Linked DNA regions of Homo sapiens: region 2 is linked to region 1. A link is a contact called in ENCODE Hi-C or POLR2A ChIA-PET data. All regions are on one chromosome and are shown on one strand. The core of a region is the stretch at or near the end of the contact, and the rest is flanking DNA. Distances in the headings are between cores, read along the strand shown.

The links. Hi-C counts contacts between places; a loop is a spot of excess contacts on that map. ChIA-PET counts read pairs that join two places held with the same protein, here RNA polymerase II (POLR2A). Pooled maps may share reads with other maps.
Region 2: a loop to region 1 is called in a pooled map, with 4 times the contacts of the local background. The contact joins the promoter of RPS6KB1 here to the promoter of SMG8 in region 1. A Hi-C loop is called at or near these places in 1 of 168 maps with a recorded cell type or tissue (CD8-positive, alpha-beta T cell) and 9 of 50 pooled maps. POLR2A ChIA-PET finds 5 or more read pairs at or near these places in 1 of 52 experiments (endothelial cell of umbilical vein).

Annotation. Positions count from the first base shown.
Region 1 is chr17:59,204,489-59,211,411 of GRCh38, reverse strand. SMG8 (SMG8 nonsense mediated mRNA decay factor) reads right to left here and starts at 1,377. Exons shown (of 4, transcript NM_018149.7): 1 at 1-1,377. The coding sequence starts at 1,360. PRR11 (proline rich 11) reads right to left here. Exons shown (of 10, transcript NM_018304.4): 10 at 4,703-6,923. RefSeq lists an enhancer at 1,499-1,568.
Region 2 is chr17:59,886,553-59,894,433 of GRCh38, reverse strand. RPS6KB1 (ribosomal protein S6 kinase B1) reads right to left here and starts at 1,313. Exons shown (of 15, transcript NM_003161.4): 1 at 1,109-1,313. The coding sequence starts at 1,249. It overlaps TUBD1 (tubulin delta 1), which reads left to right and starts at 1,491. Exons shown (of 9, transcript NM_016261.4): 1 at 1,491-1,737; 2 at 3,393-3,603. The coding sequence starts at 3,432. RefSeq lists a silencer at 896-1,095 and an enhancer at 1,286-1,565.

The sequences.
Region 1 (6,923 bases), core at 128-2,627:
TTGAAGCTGCTGAGATCCACTTCTGATAAGTAGGAAGTTCAAAATGGGAAGGCTGTGGGTTCCTGCCCACACTGTCATCGAAACCTTTCTTGCTTAGAACTAGCTCCACATGCTGCCATAGGAATTCCCGAAGAGTGAAATCCACTAGCTGGCCTGAAGAACTGGAACTGCTGCTGTCAATGTGAAAGGAAAGTTGTTGTCGGCTGTGCTGCCTCATCACCTGGTATCGCCTAGGCCCAGAAAGGGGTGCAGGCACCAGCAAAGATTCCGGGTCCTTCACAGTACAATGACTCCTAAGTTGGTCCAGCAACATACCTACTGGGTCCTCCTCCTGGCTTCCCGGTACTATGTACACGAAAGCTTGGTTGGCAGGCACAGTAAAGAGGCAGTTGATGCTCTGATTAGTCAAGACACGACTCTTCCGGAAGATTCTATAGATCTGGTCCTCCAGGGCATGCTGCAGCCTCCTTTTGGGAGAATGTTTCTTGGGCTTGTCTGGATGAGCTGGGTCTTGGTTCCGAGGAGGTTCTACCTTGAGGGCTCCATTGAGTTGAAAGAGGAAAAGGAGTCTAGGTGGGCAAGGTCGGCAGTTTAGCTTCCAGTCTTTGCCAACTGGACAATCCTTAATGGCTGTTTTAAGGAGCGGCAGGACCTTCTGTCTCAGCCCATCCAGGGCTCTGAATACTCGATCATAAGTGATATCAAAGGAACAAGTGGGATGGACCAGAAGCAAGATATGACAGACAGAGAATAGGTAAAGGAGACTGAGGCACTGCAGCTTCTCTTGATGCTTCCAGAACTCGTGTGCTTCTGCATGAGGTAAAGAGAGTCCACCTCCAGCTTCCCCGCTCTGAAGAGCCCGACAAGCCCGGAGAAGCTGTGAATTGTCACAGATGGAGGTGAGGAGAAGATACAGAACTTTGCTTTCCTGACTGTAGTAGGCCTGCAGAAGGCTGTAGTCCTGGGAGCCTGCCTCAGTTCGGTTACCTTCCGCGACAGCTCCACTTCCCCGAACTGAACCCCCGGCTGCAGCCCCAGGGTCCTCGGCTCCACCGGCCTCACCCACGGCGCCAGCCTCAGTTCTGATTCCAGGTCCTGGATCCCCAGGATCTTGGTGGCGAAAGAGAGGAAAGACCTGTCGGTCGCACACCGTATTCACAAGAGAGAACTTCTCGGAATTCAGGCGTAGAGCCGTCTTGCCGAAGATTCCCACAACGCAGATCTCATCCTCCCGCCATGGAGGCTCCGGTCCGCCAGCCGCGCTCCCTCCGCCCTCAGTAGGGGACCCTCCGGGACTTTCAGAGCCCATCCAGGCTGATGCTCCCATTAGAAGGTCTCGCAAGCTCACGGGACCAGCCATAGTGCAGAGCGTTCTCTAGAGTCCTTCCGGTCCGTTAGTAAAACCGACCGGCTTTCGTCCAATTTTGAAATCCTTCCTCCGCTTCTTCAGTTCCTGCTTTCCCGTCACTTGAGTTCCGCCTCCTCTTCTCCTCTCCTAGTTTGTTTCCTCAACTGTAGGAATTGAGATATCAAAAACAAAAAACAAAAAAACAAAACAAAACTGGGACTACTGCGGTGGCTCACGCCTGTAATCCTAGCACTTTGGGAGGCCAAGGCGGGCGGATCACCTGAAGTCAGGAGTTCGAGACCAGGCTGGCCAACATGGTGAAACCCCATCTCTACTAAAAATACGAAAATTAGCCGGGCGTGGTGGCGGGCGCCTGTAATCCCAGCTACTCGGGAGGCTGAGGCAGGACAATCGCTTGAACCCGGGAGGCGGAAGTTGCAGTGAACCGAGATCACACCATTGCACTCCAGCCTGGGCAACAAGAGCGAAAACCGTCTAAAAAAAAAAAAAAAAAAAAAAAAAAAAGCAAAAATTAGGCGTGGTGGCGCATACCTGTAGTTCCAGCTGCTCAGGAGGCTGAGGCAGGAGAATTGCTCGAACCAGGAGGTGGAGGTTGCAGTGAGCCGAGATCACCCCGCTGCACTCCAGCCTGGGCGACAGAGTGAGACTCCGTCTCAAAAAAAAAAAAAATTGCGAAATATCTTTGTATGTAAATTATAACTTGCAGAACCTCTCTAACTAGAAGGCATATTGACAAATAGCTGCCAGGATAAAACTTACAACCAGATTTAAATGTATAATTATAACGTTTATTATTCTGGGGTTTTGTAAAAAATAAAAATCTTTGAATCTAAAAAAATTATCTATAGCACTATACAATAACATGACTGAATCTTTAAAATAAATGTTGATTGAAAGAAATCAGAAACAAAAGTGTATATACCCTATAATTCTATTTTTTTTTTTTTTTTTTTTTTTTTTTGGAGATGCAGTCTTGCTCTGTGGCCAGGCTAGAGTTCAGTGGCGCGATCTCGACTCACTGCAACCTCCGGCTCCCCGGTGCAAGTGATTCTCTTGCCTCAGCCTCCCAAGTAGCTGGGATTACAGGTGCGTGAGACCACACCCAGCTAACTTTTGTATTTTTAATAGAGACAGGATTTCACCATGTTGGCCAGGATAGTCTCAATCTCCTGATCTCATGATCTGCCCGCCTCGGCCTCCCAAAGTGGTGGGATTACAGGCGAGAGCCACTGCGCCAGGCCTGATTTTATTTCTATAGAGTTCAAAAGCAAGCAAAATAAACCATTGCATTTAGGGGTGTGTTCTTACTAAAAGCAAGGAAATATTTATTGTACCAAGTAGGTCAGTGATTACTTAGTGAGGGAAGGGATTATGATATAATATATATATTATATATATACATAATAATATATATTACACATATACATAATAATATATATTATATATATACATAATAATATATATTATATATATTTTGAGACAGAGTCTTGCTCTGTTGCCCAGAGTGGAGTACAGTGGTGCAATCTAAGCTCACTGCAAACTCCACCTCCCAGGTTCAAGTGATTCTACTGCCTCAGCCTCCCAAGGAGCTGGGATTACAGGTGCACCACCATGGGCGGCTAATTTTTGTATTTTTAGTAGAGATGGTGTTTCACCATGTTGGCCAGGCTGGTCTCGAACTCCCGACCTCACATCATCCACCCACCTCGGCCTCCCAAAGTGCTGGGATTACAGGTGTCAGCCACCACACCTCGCCTCCGGCCTAAAATTTTTTTTTTTTTTTTTTGTGAGACAGAGTCTCACTCTGTCACCCAGGCTGAAGTGCAGTGGTGCTATCTGGGATCACGGCAACCTCCATCTCCTATTCCCTGTCTCCGTCTCCTCAAGCAATTCTTCTGCCTCAGCCTCCCAAGTAGCTGGGATTACAAGCACGTACCACCACGCCCACCTAAACTTGTATTTTTAGTAGAGATGGGGTTTCCCCACGTTAGCCAGGCTGGTCTCGAACTTCCAACCCCAGGTGATCTGCCCACCCCGGCCTCCCAAAGTGCTGGGATTATAGGTTTGAGCCATCACGCTCGGCATTGATTTTTTAATTCATATATTTTCTATACTTACTATATACTTTTTTGTTTTTTTGAGACAGAGTCTCACTCTGTTGCCCAGGCTGGAGTGCAGTGGCGTGATCTCAGCTCCCTGCAAGCTCTGCCTCCCGGGTTCATGCCATTCTCCTGCCTCAGCCTCCCAAGTAGCTGGGACTACAGGCGCCTGCCACCACGCCCGGCTAATTTTTTGTATTTTTAGTAGAGACCAGGTTTCACCGTGTTAGCCAGGATGGTCTTGATCTTCTGACCTCATGATCCACCTGCCTTGGGCTCCCAAAGTGCTGGGATTACAGGCGTGAGCCACTGCGCCCGGCCAATATATACTTTTCTATAGGTATTATTATTTCTAGTTAAAAAAAAAGGTTAAAAAGGGAAAAACCAAAACTTTTATTAATCTTTATTTAAAGATGCAAGGTAGAACACATTTTAACACTGTACAATGGCAGTAGCAGCTTTGCAAATGTTTATCTATATGGACTTTTTTTTCCTGCCTGGCTTCGTTATATAGCAAAGCATTTTTCTTTTTTCTTTCTTTTTTTTTTTTTTTTTTTTTTGAGACAGCATCTTGCTCTGTCACCCAGCAGGCTGGAGTGCAGGTGGTATGAACACTGCTCGCTGGAGCCTCAACCTCCTGGACTCAAGTGATTCTCCCACCTCAGTCTCCCGAGTAGCTGGGACTACAGGCACATGCCACCATGCCCGGCTAATTTTTTGTTTTTTGTAGAGACAGGGTCTTGCAATGTTGCCCATACTGGTTTCAAACTCTTGGCCTCAAGTGATCCTCCCACCTCAGCCTCCCAAAGTGCTGGGATTACAGGTGTGAGCCACTGTGCCTGGCCCCCAAGCCTATAATTTTTTAATTTATATATTTTTCTATACTTAACATATACTTTTTTTTTTTTTGAGACAGTTTCGCTCTTGTTGCTCAAGCTGGAGTACAATGGGGCGATCTCGGCTCACTGCAACCTTTGCCTCCCAGGTTCAAGCCATTCTGGCTCAGCCTTCCCAGTAGCTGGGATTACAGGTGTCTGCCACTATGCCCGGCTAATTTTTGTATTTTTAGTAGAGACAGGGTTTCACCATGTTGGCCAGACTGGTCTCGAACTCTTGACCTCAGGTGATCTGCCTGCCTCGGCCTCCCAAAGTGCTGGGATTATAGGCATGAGCCACCGCACCCGGCCAACATTTACTTTTCTATAGGTATTATATTTCTAGTTTAAAAAGAAGGTTAGAAAGAGAAAAACCAAAACTTTTATTAATCTTTATTTTAAAACATAACCAGATGCACCTTGGTTGTTTACATTCTCTGGTTGCCATTCAGTCTCAAAGTAAACACTGGGAGCATATGATAAATCGTAGTTTAAGGAAGCCATAGCACTTACAGAGTTCTCAAATGGTTACAATATAAAATCTGTCATAAAAATCAGTAAAAGATGCAAGGTAGAACACATTTTAACACTGGTACAATGGCAGTAGCAGCTTTGCAAATGTTTGTCTATATGATTTCCACAGGACTTTTTTTTTTTGCCTGGCCTCATTATGTAGCAAAGCATTTTTTCTTTTCTTTTTGAGATGGAGTCTTGCTCTGTTACCCAGCAGGCTGGAGTGCAGTGGTATAAACACAGCTCACTGCAGCCTCAACCTCCCGGGCTCAAGTGATTCTTCCACCTCAGTCTCCTGAGTAGCTGGGACTACAGGCACACATCACCGCTCCCGGCTAATTTTTCGTTTTTTGTAGAGTTGGGGTCTTGCAGTGTTGCCCAGGCTTGTTTTGAACTCTTGGCCTCAAGCGAACCTCCTGCCTTAGCCTCCCAAAGTGCTAGGATTATAGGTGTGAGCCACTGCACTGGGCCATAAAGCATTTTTCTTTTTCTTTCTTTTTTTTTTGAGACAAGGTCTCACTCTGTTGCCCAGACTGTAGTGCAGTAGTGTGATCTCAGCTCACTGCAACCTCCACTTCCATCGTTCAAGTGATTCTCACGCCTCAGTCTTCTGAGAAGCTGAGACTATAGGCACATGCCACCACACCCAGATAATTTTTATATATTTTTTTTGGTAGAGACGGGGTTTCACCATGTTGGCCAGGCTGGTCTCAAACTCCTGACCTCAAGTGATACACCCACCTCGGCCTCCCAAAGTGCTGGGATTACAGGTGTGAGCCACTGTGCCTGGCCCCCAAGCCTATAATTTTTTAATTTATATATTTTTCTATACTTAACATATACTTTTTTTTTTTTTTTGAGACAGTTTCGCTCTTGTTGCTCAAGCTGGAGTGCAATGGGGCGATCTCGGCTCACTGCAACCTCTGCCTCCCAGGTTCAAGCCATTCTGGCTCAGCCTTCCCAGTAGCTGGGATTACAGGTGTCTGCCACTATGCCCGGCTAATTTTTGTATTTTTAGTAGAGACAGGGTTTCACCATGTTGGCCAGACTGGTCTCGAACTCTTGACCTCAGGTGATCTGCCTGCCTCGGCCTCCCAAAGTGCTGGGATTATAGGCATGAGCCACCGCACCCGGCCAACATTTACTTTTCTATAGGTATTATATTTCTAGTTTAAAAAGAAGGTTAGAAAGAGAAAAACCAAAACTTTTATTAATCTTTATTTTAAAACATAACCAGATGCACCTTGGTTGTTTACATTCTCTGGTTGCCATTCAGTCTCAAAGTAAACACCGGGAGCATATGATAAATCGTAGTTTAAGGAAGCCATAGCACTTACAGAGTTCTCGAATGGTTACAATATAAAATCTGTCATAAAAATCAGTAAAAGATGCAAGGTAGAACACAGTTTAACACTGGTACAATGGCAGTAGCAGCTTTGCAAATGTTTGTCTATATGATTTCCACAGGACTTTTTTTTTTTTGCCTGGCCTCATTATGTAGCAAAGCATTTTTTCTTTTCTTTTTGAGATGGAGTCTTGCTCTGTTACCCAGCAGGCTGGAGTGCAGTGGTATAAACACAGCTCACTGCAGCCTCAACCTCCCAGGCTCAAGTGATTCTCCCACCTCAGTCTCCTGAGTAGCTGGGACTACAGGCACACATCACCGCTCCCGGCTAATTTTTCGTTTTTTGTAGAGTTGGGGTCTTGCAATGTTGCCCAGGCTTGTTTTGAACTCTTGGCCTCAAGCAATCCTCCTGCCTTAGCCTCCCAAAGTGCTAGGATTATAGGTGTGAGCCACTGCACTGGGCCATAAAGCATTTTTTCTTTCTTTCTTTCTTTTTTTTTTTTTTGACACAGGGTCTCACTCTGTTGTCCAGACTGGAGTGGAGTGGTGTGATCTTGGCTCACTGCAACCTTCACCTCCAGGATGCACATAATTCTCGTGCTTTAGCTTCCTGAGTAGCTGGGGCTATAGGCACATGCCACCACGCCTGGATAATTTTTATTTTTATTTTTGGTAGAGACGGGGTTTCACCATGTTGGCCAGGCTGGTCTCAAACGTCTGAC
Region 2 (7,881 bases), core at 64-2,563, 680 kb before region 1:
TCATTAACCCATGTATTCAACTAGACATTGGAATTTAGATGCTAAACTACCAAGAGGTTATCAACTGATGATCATTTGGTCCAGGATCAGTGATTTAGTATGACAACATTTTTGAACTTCAGGTGCAATTTGTCATTTTTTGATAAATTTATCTAGGGAAAAAAAAAGTTATTCCATAAAGATTAACAAACCACTAAGCCAGCAGGGTGAAACCAAGCTATGCATTAGGAAATACAATTCTAAATTTAGCACCCTAAATTACAGCAAGGAAAGCCCTCATACCACCATTCACAAGTCTCTGTTCAGGCAACTTATTTCTGGCAAGCTAAATCAAGGCTGTCAACTGGTTTTTGGTTTTTTTTTCCACCTCAAAATTACATTAATTATTCTGAAAAAAATACAGACATCTTCAACTTGGGGAAAGGTTACAAGTGCCGTGTGTCCTTATAAATGCTTATTTTAAAAAGTCACACGGAAGGGGGTAAAAAAAAAAAAGCAAACAAACAAACCCTGGAAGATTGGAAGATGCAGCAGAGCCCCCTTGCTCCCGAAATAAAACTCCTGGTGGCTGTAACAGCAGCGGCAGTGCTACTCCCGACAGAAGTTTTCAGCTGTCACTTCTAACAGCTGAGCGCTTCCTAGGAGAGAAGCGACAGGCCGAGAAGAGAGGTGGTTGTGGGAGGTCTGAAGATTCAATACTTGAAATTCTAGACTCGAAGGGAAACCCTCCACACTTCGCCTGCACTTACGGGACACCCAGCAAGAGCAGCCCCCGTCTCCCCAACACACGCTCACGCCACCCGCTCCCCGCCACACTCAAGTCCAACAGCTCGAGGAATCGACCACGCGCCCGTTCTCTTTCCCTCTTCAGATCGCTCGGGGCTGCGCTGACCTGGGGCTAAGGGTGCGACCTGCACCTGCGAGCCCCGCAGAGGCCTCACACCTAGGGCCATGACCGCCCCGCCCGCTCCCCTGTCTCAGGCCGCGCGACCCTCAGCTCCTCAGGAGCCCCCCTGGGTCTCCACGCTCTAGGACACACCGCGCTTCCTGAGCCCGCGCCGCCGCCCCGGCCCTGTCACCTCGGGCCCCCGGGGACCCCGGGCCTCACCCCCTCCTCCAGCTCATCCTCAGAGCCCGCGTCCTCTGGCTGGTCCAGGTCTATGTCAAACACTCCTGCCATGTCCTCAGCTTCCCTGTCTCGGAAGTCCGGGGCTGGGTAAAAGCCGTCCCGCCTCCTTCGTCGCCTCATGGGCCCGGACCCGCCGCAGCCACCACAGCCGCTGCCGCCATCACCGGCTGCTTAGGCTCAGTGCGTCTGCGCCTAGGCCTTAGACTGGCTCCTAAAGTTCAGCGTAGGAGCATGCGTACAGGGTTCCGTGAAGCCAAACAGTGGGCAGTGGACATGCGCAGAACTATCGGCAGGATCCAGGCGCTGGCAGAAACATGCGCAAAACACCAGCCGAAGTCGCGCTTGGAGGACTAGAGCATGCGCATTGTCAGCTGGAGCGTTCGGTGGACAGTGAGCATGCGTACCATATCTGAAGTTCGTAAATTGAAATTGAACATGCGTAATTAATCTTTCTGAATAGGAAAAAATATATACACAACAAAACTCTCCGTTTATGGAACATGCGCATTTGTTCTCAGTAAGTTTTTCGTTTTGAAAGTGAGCATGCGCATGGTGAGTAGGTTGGTCCGAAGTTTGAACCGGACAGAAGCGCTGGTCGGCGTCTGGCGGTGAGTCGGGTTACGTGTGGAGAACTCCTGGGGCCCGTGGGGAACGGGGGACCTTTTGGCTTTGCTCTTTACTAGTTCTGTGGCCTTGGAAAAGTCAATAACCTTTCAGAGCCTCAGTTTCCTTATCTGTAAAATGAGGATAATAATAAACCTACTTTGCCGGTTTGACATTTTAAGCACAGAGTCTGTCTCACAACCCACGGCTCATTTCCAGTGCTGCATAGACCTGATGTGAAGTCTTTATCAAAACTTGTCTTTTCCTAGGTAAAAATAATGAGGAACTGCTCTAATGTTTCTTTTGCTTTCTTTCTTTTTCAAATGGAGACAGGGTCTCGCTGTGTTGCCCAGGCTGGTCTGGAATCCCTGGGCTCAGGTGATCCTCCCGCCTCGGCCTCCCAAAGTACTGGGATTACAGGCATGAGCCATTGCGCCCGGTTAATATTTCATCTGGTTTTCTTTCTCCAAGCTGCATCTTTCTTGCTGTCCTACCTGAGCTAAACACAAAATCTTTCTTACAGGTCTTACTAAAGTTACCAGGCTAGACTAGTGGAGAAAGCGTAAGCTATTATTTAGAAGAGAGAAAATTAATGTTAATTGAATGTACAATGTTGAGCACACTTCTGTGTTCTACATGTTCATGTGGTGTGAAGGGTGGTACTACTAATTTCTTCAATCAGCATTTGTTTTGTCTTGTTTTTATTTTTTTAATTTTAATTTTTTTTTTTTCTGGAGACAGGAGGATGTCACTTTGTCACCCAGGCTGGAGTGCGGTGGCAAGATCTTGGCTCACTGCAGCCTGGACCTCCCAGGCTCAGGGGATCCTCCCACCTCAGCCTCCCGAGTAGCTGGGACTGCAGGCGCACACCACCACGCCAAGCTAATGGTTGTATTTTTTGTACAAACAGGGTTTTGCCATGTTGACCAGGTCTGGAACAGCCAGGCTCACGTGATTCTCCCAACTCAGCCTCCCAAAATGCTGGGATTACAGGTGTGAGCCACGCACCCAGCCTCTTTTTTTCTTTTATCACTCCTCAACTGAGGAGAATGTTTTGTTTTAAACATATGTTTAGGAAAAAAGTGATTACAAATCAGATTTTGGAAACTATTGAGCTGTGTATGAATGGATTCAGGTACAGTAAATCACAAATCCCAAAACCATGTAGAGAGTATGAGAACTTCCTTGAATGACTAGCTCCTTAGACAACACAGCTGTTCTATCTCCAATATTATATACGTATGTGGCATTTTAAAATGACTTTTTGGGCCGGGCGTGGTGGCTCAAGCCTGTAATCCCAGCACTTTGGGAGGCTGAGGTAGGTGGAGGTGGATCACGAGGTCAAGAGTTCAAGACCAACCTGGCCAACATGGTGAAACCCCATCTCTACTAAGAATACAAAAATTAGCCAGGCGTGGTGGCACGTGCCTGTAATCCCAGCTACTCGGGAGGCTGAGGCAGGAGAATCGCTTGAACCTGGGAGGCGGAGGTTGCATTAAGCCGAGAACATGCCACTGCACTCTAGCCTGGGTGACAGAACAAGACTCCGTCTCAGGGGGGAAAAAAGACTTTTTATTGATGTATAATTAACATACATGGCATTTTATTTGTTCTTATTAGTAATGTAGTGGTTCTCAAAGCGTATTTTTTTCGATTACAGGTTGTTTTTAGAGGTAATACACCTAGTTTGTGGCTCAGCATGTCAATTGTAACAGTGCAACTTGGTCAGTGTGGCAATCAGATTGGTTTTGAAGTTTTTGATGCTTTGCTTAGTGACTCACACAGTTCCCAGGGACTCTGCTCTATGAGAGAGAATGAGGCATATCAAGCATCTTGCAAAGAAAGATTCTTCAGTGAGGAGGAGAATGGAGGTAGGTGTGGCCCACAGTCCTCTCCTTTACTCTGATCTAACCAACCCCTTCAAAGCCAGGCCTTCCACATGGTTTTTAAACCCCATTCCTTCCCATCTCACTAGGGAATTACTTTGTTTTTGCTTTTCATTTCTATGTTAATAATCTTTGCTTTTCCAGTGGCATTTTCCCTTCTGCATGCTCAGATCTCACCAATTTAAAACCAACCAAACAAAACTCATCTATTGACTGGCTTTCTTCTTCTTATCTCTTTGCCTTTCATCTAAGATTCTCAAAAGAGGACCCTGCTGGCTGGGCGTGGTGGCTCACGCCTGTAATCCCAGCACTTTGAGAGGCCGAGGCGAGTGGATCACAAGGTCAGGAGTTCAAGACCAGCCTGACCAACATGGTGAAACCCCATCTCTACTAAAAATACAAAAATTAGCTGGGCGTGGTGGCATGTGCCTGTAATCCCAGCTACTCGGGAGGCTGAGGCAGGAGAATCACTTGAACCCAGGAGGCAGAGGTTGCAGTGAGCCGAGACCGCACCACTGCCCTCCAGCCTGGTGACAGAGCGAGACTCCATCTCCAAAAAAAATAAAAGGACCCTGCTTAACCACCTATGATCCTGCTTCTGCCCCACATAGCATCATTGAAGCTGCTCTAAGAAAAGTTTCCAGTGACCTCCGAATCACCAGATCCAACTACTGTTTTTCTTTTCTTTTTTTCTTTTTCTTGTAGAGACAGGTTCTTACTACACTATGTTGCCCAAGCTGGAGTGCGGTGGCTATTCACAGGTCTCCTGAGTAGCTGGGACTGCAGGTGCATGCCACCATGCCTGGCTCTTTCTTTTCTCTGTCTCTCTTTTTTTTTTTTTTTTTTTTGAGAGAGTCTCGCTCTGTCACCCGGGCTGAAGTGCAGTGATGTGATCTTGGCTCACTGTAACCTCCACCTCCCGTGTTCAAGCAATTCTCCTGCCTCAGCCTCCCAAGTAGCTGGAATTACAGGTGCCCACGACCATGTCTGGCTAATTTTTGTATTTTTAGTAGAGACAGGGTTTTGCCATGTTGGCCAGGCTGGTCTCGAATGCCTGATCTCAAGTGATCCGCCTGCCTTGGCCTCCCAAAGTGATGGGATTACAGGCTCTCTTTCTTTTTCTTTTTCTTTTTTTTTTTTTTTTTTTGAGACAGAGTCTAGCTCTGTCACCCAGACTGGAGTGCAGTGGTGCGATCTTGGCTCACTGCAACCTCCGACTACCAGGTTGAAGCAATTCTCCTGCCTCAGCCTCATGAGTAGCTGGGACTACAGGCATGCGCCACCACGCCCAACTAATTTTTTTGTATTTTTAGTAGAGATGGGGTTTTACCATGTTGGTCAGGCTGGTCTCGAACTCCTGACCTCAAATGATCTGCCCACCTCAGCTTCCCAAAGTGCTGGGATTACAGGCGTGAGCCACTGTGCCCAGCCTCTCTTTCTTTTCTTAATTCACTTTACTCCTCTACTGCGTTTGATAACAGTAACGTATAAAAACTCTTTCCAGCAGGGCGCAGTGGCTCACGCCTATAATCCCAGCACTTTGGGAGGCCAAGGCAGGCAGATCACTTGAGGTCAGGAGTTAGAGACCAGCCTGGCCAACAGGGTAAAACCCCGTCTCGACTAAAAATACAAAAATTAGCCGGACATGGTGGCACATACCTGTAATCCCAGTTATTCGGGAGGGTGAGGCAGGAGAATCACTTGAACCCGGGAGGGGGGTTGCAGTGAGCCGAGATCTCGCCACTGCACTCCAGCCTGGGAAATAGAGCGAGATGCCGTCTCAAAAAAAAAAAAAAAAAAAAAAAGCCAGGCATGGTGGCTCATCCCTGTAATCCCAACACTTTGGGAGGCCGAGGTGGGTGAATCACCTGAGGTCAGGAGTTCGAGACCAGCCTGGCCAACGTGGTGAAACCCCATCTGTACTAAAAATACAAAAATTAGCCGAGCGTAGTGGTGCGTGCCTGTAATCCCAGCTACTTGGGAGGCTGAGGCAGGAGAATCGCTTGAACCCGGGAGTCGGAGAGTGTGCCATTGTACTCCAGCCTAGGTGACAAGAGCGAAACTCCGTCTCAAAAAAGAAAAAAAAAAGACAAAAAACAACTCTCTCCTTGAACCTCCTTCTCCTAGTCACCCCACTTTTCTTCTCCAGTTGTTGCATCTCCCCTGTCCTCACTTGCATAGTTCTCTCTGGGCAACTTCACTGTCATAGTTTGCTACATTTATTACACCTGTGACTTTCAGACCTCTAGCCCAGCCTCTCTTAAAAGCTCTAGACAGATTAGTGGATATCTCCACCCACATCTCTCATATGAACCTGAAACTCAACATCTCTATTCCCAAGGCATTCATTATTGTTCCTTGTGCTCTTGCTGCATACATACCATCAAACAAGATCTGCTTATTTGACCTCCTATATACTCCTTGAAACTGTTCTTCCCTTTCCACCTTCACTGACTTGCTTTAGTCTGGCTTTTGTTCTTTCTTACCTGGACTGTCTCAAGACACTCCTTTTAGGATTCCTTGCCTGGAGTCTACTGTCTATCACATCCATCCTCCGTACTGCTGTGTTTAAAAAGACATCGGCCGGGTGCAGTGGCTCATGCCTATAATCCCAGCACTTTGGGAGGTCGAGGCGGGCGAATCATGAGGTCAGGAGATCGAGACCATCCTGGCTAACACAGTAAAATCCCGTCTCTACTAAAAATACAAAAAAATTAGCCAGGCGTGGTGGCGGGTGCCTGTAGTCCCAGCTACTTGGGATGCTGAGGCAGGAGAATGGCGTGAACCCAGGAGGCGGAGCTTGCAGTGAGCTGAGATCGCACCACTGCACTCCAGCCTGCGGGACAGAGCGAGACTCCATCTCAAAAAAAAAAAAAAGACATCTAACAGCTGGGCACAGTGTCTCACTGTAATTCCAGTGTTTTGGGAGACCAAGGTGGGAGGATTGCTTGAGGCCAGGAATTCAAGACCAGCCTGGGCAATAGAGCAAGATTCTGTCTCTAGAAAAAAAAACAATAAAAATTAGTTAGGTGTAATGGCACACACCTGAAGTCCCAGCTACTTAGAAGGCCAAAGTGGGAGGATTGCTTGAGCTCAAGAGTTTGAGGCTGCAGTGAATTATGATTGACAGACATTTAACTATTCCTCGCCTGCTTGAAAATTTTTGGTGGTTAATCATGGCCTAAAAGATAAAGTTCAGGCTTTTCTAGCATTGCCTATAAAGATTTCCAAGATTGAGCCCTACCTGCTTTTCATCCCCATCCATCACTTCTACCCTCTCCTTCTCCATCCTCTGCTCCAACAATTCTGAGCTGGATGTTGTACCCATGGTACTTTGTACCTCTAAATATGATGTTCCTTTGGTGTGGATTTATTTGGTCATATCACGTTGCAGTGTGATTAAGTATTGATGTATTTATCTTTCCCACAAGTCTTTTTTTTTTTTTGAGACAGAGTCTCACTCTTGCCCAAGCTGGAGCACAGTGGTGTGATTGCAGCTCATTGCAACCTCTGCCTCCTGGGTTCAAGCAATTCTCGTGCCTCAGCCTCCTGAGTAGCTGAGATTACAGGCACACGCCACCAAGTCTTGCTAATTTTGTATTTTTGTTTTTTGTTTGTTTGTTTGTTTTGAGACAGTGTTTTGCTTTTATTGCTCAGGCTGGAGTGCAATGGCTCAATCTTGGCTCACTGCAACCTCCACCTCCCGGGATCAAGCAATTCTCCTGCCTCAGCCTCCGGAGTAGCTGGGATTACAGGAGCCTGCCACCACGCCCAGCTAATTTTTTGTATTTTTAGTAGAGATGGGTTTTCACCATGTTGGCCAGTTTGGTCTTGAACTCCTGACCTCAGATGATCCGCCCGCCTCGGCCTCCCAAAGTGCTGGGATTACAGGTGTGAGCCACCGCACCTGGCCAATTTTGTATTTTTAGTAGGATCGGGATTTCACCATGTTGGCCAGGCTGGTCTCCAACTCCTGGCCTCAAGTGATCCACCTGCCTCAGCCTCCCAAAATGCTGGGATTACAGGCATGAGCCACCACGCCCAGCCTCCCACCTGCCCTTTCTAAGGCTAGTTTGATGTCTTCATCTCCAAATTCCCAGCACAGTCCATGGCACATCATAAGCATTCAGCATATGTTTGTAGACCTGACCCAGGTACTCTTTTTTTTTTTTTTTTTTTTTTTTTTGAGACAGAATCTCACTCTGTCTCCCAGGCTGGAGTGCAGTGGTGCAACCTTGGCTCAGTGCAACCTCCGCCTTCCAG